Regions from separate parts of the Homo sapiens genome. Here region 2 is linked to region 1. Evidence: read pairs that join two places in POLR2A ChIA-PET (ENCODE). Cell type or tissue: HepG2. All regions are shown on one strand. Links, peaks and the distances in the headings refer to the core of each region. The heading gives the core; the rest is flanking DNA. Region 1 overlaps AHDC1 (AT-hook DNA binding motif containing 1). Region 2 overlaps FGR (FGR proto-oncogene, Src family tyrosine kinase).

What was found. Peaks named below come from ENCODE experiments on the same cell type or tissue, not always from the same donor. Only the 100,000 strongest peaks of a DNase experiment are listed, where the experiment ranks them.
Region 2: POLR2A ChIA-PET joins it to region 1 with 6 read pairs; 9 of 35 experiments call an interaction of 5 or more read pairs at or near these places.

What each region holds. Positions count from the first base shown.
Region 1 is chr1:27,562,566-27,565,465 of GRCh38, forward strand. The region is part of intron 3 of AHDC1 (AT-hook DNA binding motif containing 1); the gene reads right to left. Among named protein-coding and RNA genes, the nearest start is that of AHDC1, 40 kb to the right of the region's middle. RefSeq lists an enhancer at 309-1,036. In HepG2, for the core only: no CTCF peak of the experiment used is centred there; DNase peaks (open chromatin) are centred at 1,196 and 1,576.
Region 2 is chr1:27,620,464-27,623,363 of GRCh38, forward strand. It overlaps FGR (FGR proto-oncogene, Src family tyrosine kinase), which reads right to left. Exons shown (of 13, transcript NM_005248.3): 4 at 2,579-2,681; 5 at 1,096-1,194. Among named protein-coding and RNA genes, the nearest start is that of FGR, 13 kb to the right of the region's middle. RefSeq lists an enhancer at 2,423-2,632. In HepG2, for the core only: no CTCF peak of the experiment used is centred there; a DNase peak (open chromatin) is centred at 1,098; H3K27me3 peaks cover 156 bases.

The DNA.
Region 1 (2,900 bases), core at 205-2,704:
TGCTGGGTCCCTCCCCCTGGGGAACAGTCCCACGGGCTGACATATGGGTGAGAGGGTAGATCATGCGGGACTGAGCACCCCCCAGCTCCCACTTGTCCCTCTGCTCAGGGCCCTAAGCATTTCCTCTGGCCAGCCCTTTGGGGCTCTGTGGTCTGCATGGGAAGGCCCCACCAGCTGCCAGCCCCGTATCACCAGAAAACATGTCGTCTCTTTAGAGTGAGACACGAGCTCCCAAGTTACTGACAACTTCCCAACAGCATGAGAGAATCACACATGCCACTCCCCACAACAGCCTGCGACGGGCACATGGTGACATCTCACACACACAACAGCCAGAGACAGGCGCACAAGTTGGTGACAACCCTCCTAACGGGATGAACTAAGCACATAACCTGTCGCTTCCTCCAAACATGAGATGGGCACACCTGACACACCCTCGACAGCATGGGGCAGGCGTCTGTTACCCCTCACAGTGGCATAACTGACACGCAACCAGGCACCCCCACACCCACTAATGCACAGAGAACCTGTTACACAGCTGACCAAGACACACACACACGCACGCACGCATGCATGCACACACCCACACAAAGAACCTGTCACATAGTTGACCAAGACACACACACATGCACACACACACAGAACCTGTCACACAGCTGACCAAGACACACACACACGCACGCATGCATGCACACACCCACACAAAGAACCTGTCACATAGTTGACCAAGACACACACACATGCACACACACACAGAACCTGTCACACAGCTGACCAAGACACACACACACACACACACACACGTGGGACAAGTCCCATCTTCCAGGTGTGAGGAAGGCATGGACCCCTCCACCCACCACACAGCATGAGGCAGGGACATAACCTCGCCCCTGCCTGGGAATCCTCCCTGCAGACTGTGGGATGGGTACACAACATGTCACCTCCCCGGCTGCCTTGGACAGGTGACAGCCCACCTCACCCCTCCCCCATCACTGTCACCAGCCTGGGTGGTGCCGTCCCTCTGCCTGCAGAGGCGTCACAGCTCACACGGCATGAATGTCACCCCAGCACTGCCAGAGCCGGGCACAGCCACACATTGCCCCAGTGACAAACACCACTGGCCCCAGAGGAGGTGAAGGCACACAGGGCTCTGGTGTGACCTTGGCCTCTGGACACCAGGAGGGGAGGTGCTGTGGCTTCCCGCCCAGTGGCGGGTGCTGGGGGAGAGGAGTGCTGGGGAGGAAGCTGCCTGGACACACTGACTACCTGGAAATGCCACCTCCCCCAGCCCTCACTCCACTCCATTTCTTATTCACTGTAGTTGTGTATCTAGGGAGGGGGCTGAATGAGTGGTGGAGGGAGGGCTGTCCTGAGGCGCTGTTACTATGAGACTGCTTAGAGATCAGTGGGGAGTAGGGCGGTTAGGGGTTGCTATCACCATGTGCTCAGTGGGAAGAGTATGGGATAATGGCTTGAGACCCCCATAGCTTCCAGGGGAGCCCTTCTTCCTTACAAAGGCCCCCTCTCCAAACTTCAGGCCACAGAGCTGGGGACAAGGAGGCCAAAGTCCAGGAACATGACTCACCCAGGGAACAGGCCCAGCCTGCTGGCCATAGTGGTGAGGGAGGCCAAGAGCCAAGAGGCCTGGGTTCCAGTCTGAGCTCCTCCAGGGCCAAGCTGGGTGACCTTGGAGCAGCAGCTCAGCCTCTTTGGCTTCGGGGAGGGGGGAAGGGGCCGCAGTGAGAGAAGTGCCAGGGTCAGAAAGAAGAAGCTGAAGCTGGAGACCAGCAGGCAGAACTTCAGGCCACAGAGGGCTCCAGCCCGCCTCCCCTGCTCCCCTGCTTCCTCACAAGGAACCTCATCTTCCTCATCTGTACAAAAGGGACAAGAGTGCCAGCCTCATGAGACAAGGTAGCATAAAGTGGGCCGCTCCTCAAGAAATGGGAAGCTTCTGATTGAAGAGAGGGAGAAATAGACTAAGAGACTTGCCCAAGCCACAGAGCAAATTAGGATCAGCTGAACTCAGCCTCCATCTCCTGGCTCCCCACCTGGAGCTGTTTCTTTAAGACTGCTTGGAGGTCAAGTGTGGAGGGGGACAGGGGAGATGTTGGGGTGTTGTTGGATGCAGTGCCTCCCTGCCGCCCGATGAAGACCAATGAATCTGATAGGAGTCCACCATGCCCTACCTTTACCCTAAACCCCACTTGGCCCAAAGCTTGGACAAGAGGAGTGGCTCTAAGGGGAGGGAGGCACCCCACCTCCCACCCCATCATGACCAGCAGCAGCACCTGGTGCTTGGAAGGACTAGAGGACCTGAGATGTCAGTGTCTAGGGCCCCTCGTTTTACAGGAGCCCAGAGAGGGAAAGGCCTAGCCTGAGGTCACACAGCACGACAGCACAAGAGCCTAGAGTCCTGGCCACGGACAGCCTCAGAGCAGAGTCCCCCTAGCCCCTGGGGGTGGCTGGAGCTGGGGGGCCCTGGGGGACTGAGTAAAGCGTGGCGACAGATGGCCTGCCGAGGCAGCGGCGATCTGGGCGGCTGGCAGGCATGCTCGCTCCCGCGCAGGGAAGCGGCTAATTTTAGCTGAGGCCTCGATGCCAGCTTTGTTCCCCCCACCCACCCGCCGAGGGGGCCCAGCATGCCTTGCGTGCAACCTGCCTCCCCCAGGCACCCCTACTCCCCCGCCTGGCCCCTTGGTGAGTAGTGCCCAGACCCCAGGATCCTAGAACGGTCTGCCTGACCAGGCCTCACCACACCCAGAGGTGAGGCCTGACTCCCCTACCCCAGGGCCTGTTTGCCCACGACTCCAAGCTCATTCCATGAAGAGGGGCGAGAGAGGAAGGACAGAGGCCACTGCCCAGACTGGGAGGGCGGGCCAGACAGCAGGGGCTGCCAGTCT
Region 2 (2,900 bases), core at 145-2,644, 58 kb after region 1:
AAAATTAGCCAGGCATGGTGGCACACACCGGTAGTATCAGCTACTCAGGAGGCTGAGGTGGGAGGATCACTTGAGCTCAGGAGTTTGAGGCTGTAGTAAGCTAAAATCATGTCACTGTACCCCAGCCTGGGCATCAGAGCACGCCCCTGTCTCTTAAAAAACTAATAATATAACGGTGTTATTGTGAGAATTAAGTGAACCAAGGAGATAAATACTTGCTGTAGTATACTTGCTCAAGTATATAAAGGTATTCAATGAATGATAAATTCCTGCCTCTTGGGCCAGGTCTCGGTGGCTCATGGCTGTAATCCCTGAACTTTGGGAGGCCAAGATGGGCGGATGGCTTGAGCTCAGGAGTTCAAGACCAGCCTGGGCAATATGGCGAAACACCATCTCTACTTAAAAAAAAAAATATTAGCCAGGCATGGTGAAAGAATCATCTGAGCCAGGGAGGTCAAAGCTGCGGTGAGCCGAGATTGTGCCACTACACTACACTCTAGCCTAGGCAACAGAGTAGGACCCTGTCTCAAAAAAAAAAAAAAAAAAAAAAAAAAAAGAAAGAAAGAAAGAAAAGAAAAGAAAAACAAAAAGAAAAAGAAAAAGAAAAATTCTTGCCTCCTTAATAGAATTAATTCCTAGTAATGCTCCCTTGCACTTTTTCAGCACTTTACAATTTTTTAAAGCTCATACACTGTTGTTTTTACTGGGAGGCAATATGTGTAATGCTTAGCAAATGCAGCCCAACTATCTGGGTTCATACATCAGCTCCACCACTCACTAGCCATGTGAACTTGCACAGGATATTTACTTTCTCTGTGCCTCAACTTCCTCATTTGTGAAATAGGATAGTAGTAATTTCTAACCCCGTTAATACACAGACAGTACTTTGAATAGTGCCCAGAACATAGTACATGCTCTATTATCTACTATTATTATTATCAGTACAATCTTCTTTTGTTCTCACAATGACCTTACAAAATTATTAGATAAGGAGACAGGCTCGGACTGGAGCAATGACTTGTCCAAGAGGTGGCCTTGGAGTCTGGACTCCAGGGTCCTGTCCATAGGGCTGGTCTTGCCCCAATCCCTACTTACTCTTCAGCTTGGATTGAGTCAACAGGGGCCACGTAGTTGCTGGGAATGCAGCCAGTTTTTCCGGAGCTGAGAGACCGAGCCTCCCACCAGTCACCTTCACTGTAGGCACAGAACAGGGCATGGTCAGCAGCACCTCCAGCCCCCAAGGCACCCTGAGGCCAGGTGGAGCCACACAGGTCTGCAGAGATGAATCCTGCCAAACCCTCATCTTGGACACCCCCCACCACTGGGGCTTTTGTCCGCTCTGCCCCAGCCACTGCAGCTTCCCTGGGAGGGCTTGTCCCTGCAGAAGGAATAAGCTCGGGGGCACTTAGGGCTCTTAGCTTCTTCCTTGGGCTCCCCAGCTGGGTTGGGCTGGGGATTGGGAATTCAGAGGACAGCTGACTAGGTCACTTCCCCACAGAAAATGGCTACTGATTTCCTTCTGGATAAAATCTAGACTTCTCAATGTGGCTTAAAAAGCCTGACAGAGACCAGGTGTGGTGGCTCATGCCTGTAATTCCAGCAGTTTGGGAGGCCCAGGCAGGCAGATCTCCTGAGGTCAGGAGTTCGAGACCATCCTGGCCAACATGGTGAAACCCTATCTTTACTGAAAATACAAAAAATTAGCCAGGCTTGGTGGCTCTTGCCTGTAGTCCCAGGATCACTGGAACCCAGGAGGCGGGGGTTACAGTGAGCCAAGATTGCACCACTGCACTCCAGCCCGGGAGACAGAGCGAGACTCCAACTCAAAAAAAAAAAAAAAAAAAAGCCTGGCAGAATCTGCCTCTGCCTACCTCTCTAGCCTCTGTTCTCTCCCATTCTGCATCCCATATTTTATGAACCACCTAAGGTGAACCACTTTGTGGTTTCCAGAAGTCATCATTTATTCTCATTCTCTCTCACTCTCTTCCTCTTTTCTTACCTCTTCCTTCACTGTCTATTCATTTTTATTTTTTATTTTTTAATTATTTATTTATTTTTTTGAAATGGAGTCTCCCTCTGTTGCCTAGGCTGGAGTGCAGTGGTGCAATCTCAGCTCACTGCAACCTCTGCCTCCCGGGTTCAAGTGATTCTTCTGCCTCAGCCTCTCAAGTAGCTGGGATTACAGGCATGCGCCACCATGCCCTGCTAATTTTTGTATTTTTAATAGAGACAGGGTTTCACCATGTTGGCCAGGCTGGTCTCGAACTCCTGACCTCAGGTGATCCACCCGCCTTGGCCTCCCAAAGTGCTGGGATTACAGGCATGAGCCACTGCACCCGGCCGTCTATTTCATTTTTATAGCCTCAGCTTAAAAATCATCTCCTCCAGGCCGGGTGCAGTGGCCCAACACCACCCCCCTCAACCAGCACACAGTTGCAGTCACCCAGGGTTTTTATTGTTATGTATATGTGTTCCCAACTAGGCTGGAGCATTCTGAGGCTAGGGACCAGGTGGGATTCCTGTCTGTGTCCTGCTCCCAGCCCAGGCAATGTTCTGACTAGGTGGCCTGGTCACTTACGTATTGTTCAGGATGTGGAACTTCTCGCCCTTGGTGAAGGTGAGGTCATCCTCAGTTCGAGCCTCATAGTCATACAGGGCAATGAACAGGGTCACCCCAATCCCTGCAGAGTCAGGGCTACTCAGCAGGGTAGGGCATGGGGCAGAAGCACCAAGGGGGCTGCACCCCAAATTCCTGTTCCCCAGCCAGGTGCTGCACCTCCCCACTCCTTTAGTGCTCTGGTTCCCAAAGGCCTTTGGGGTCCAAGGAATTTCTGATTTGGTCTCCACAGCTTAGGACACACAACTTCAAGCCCATTCCTCCCACCATGGAGGATCCCCTT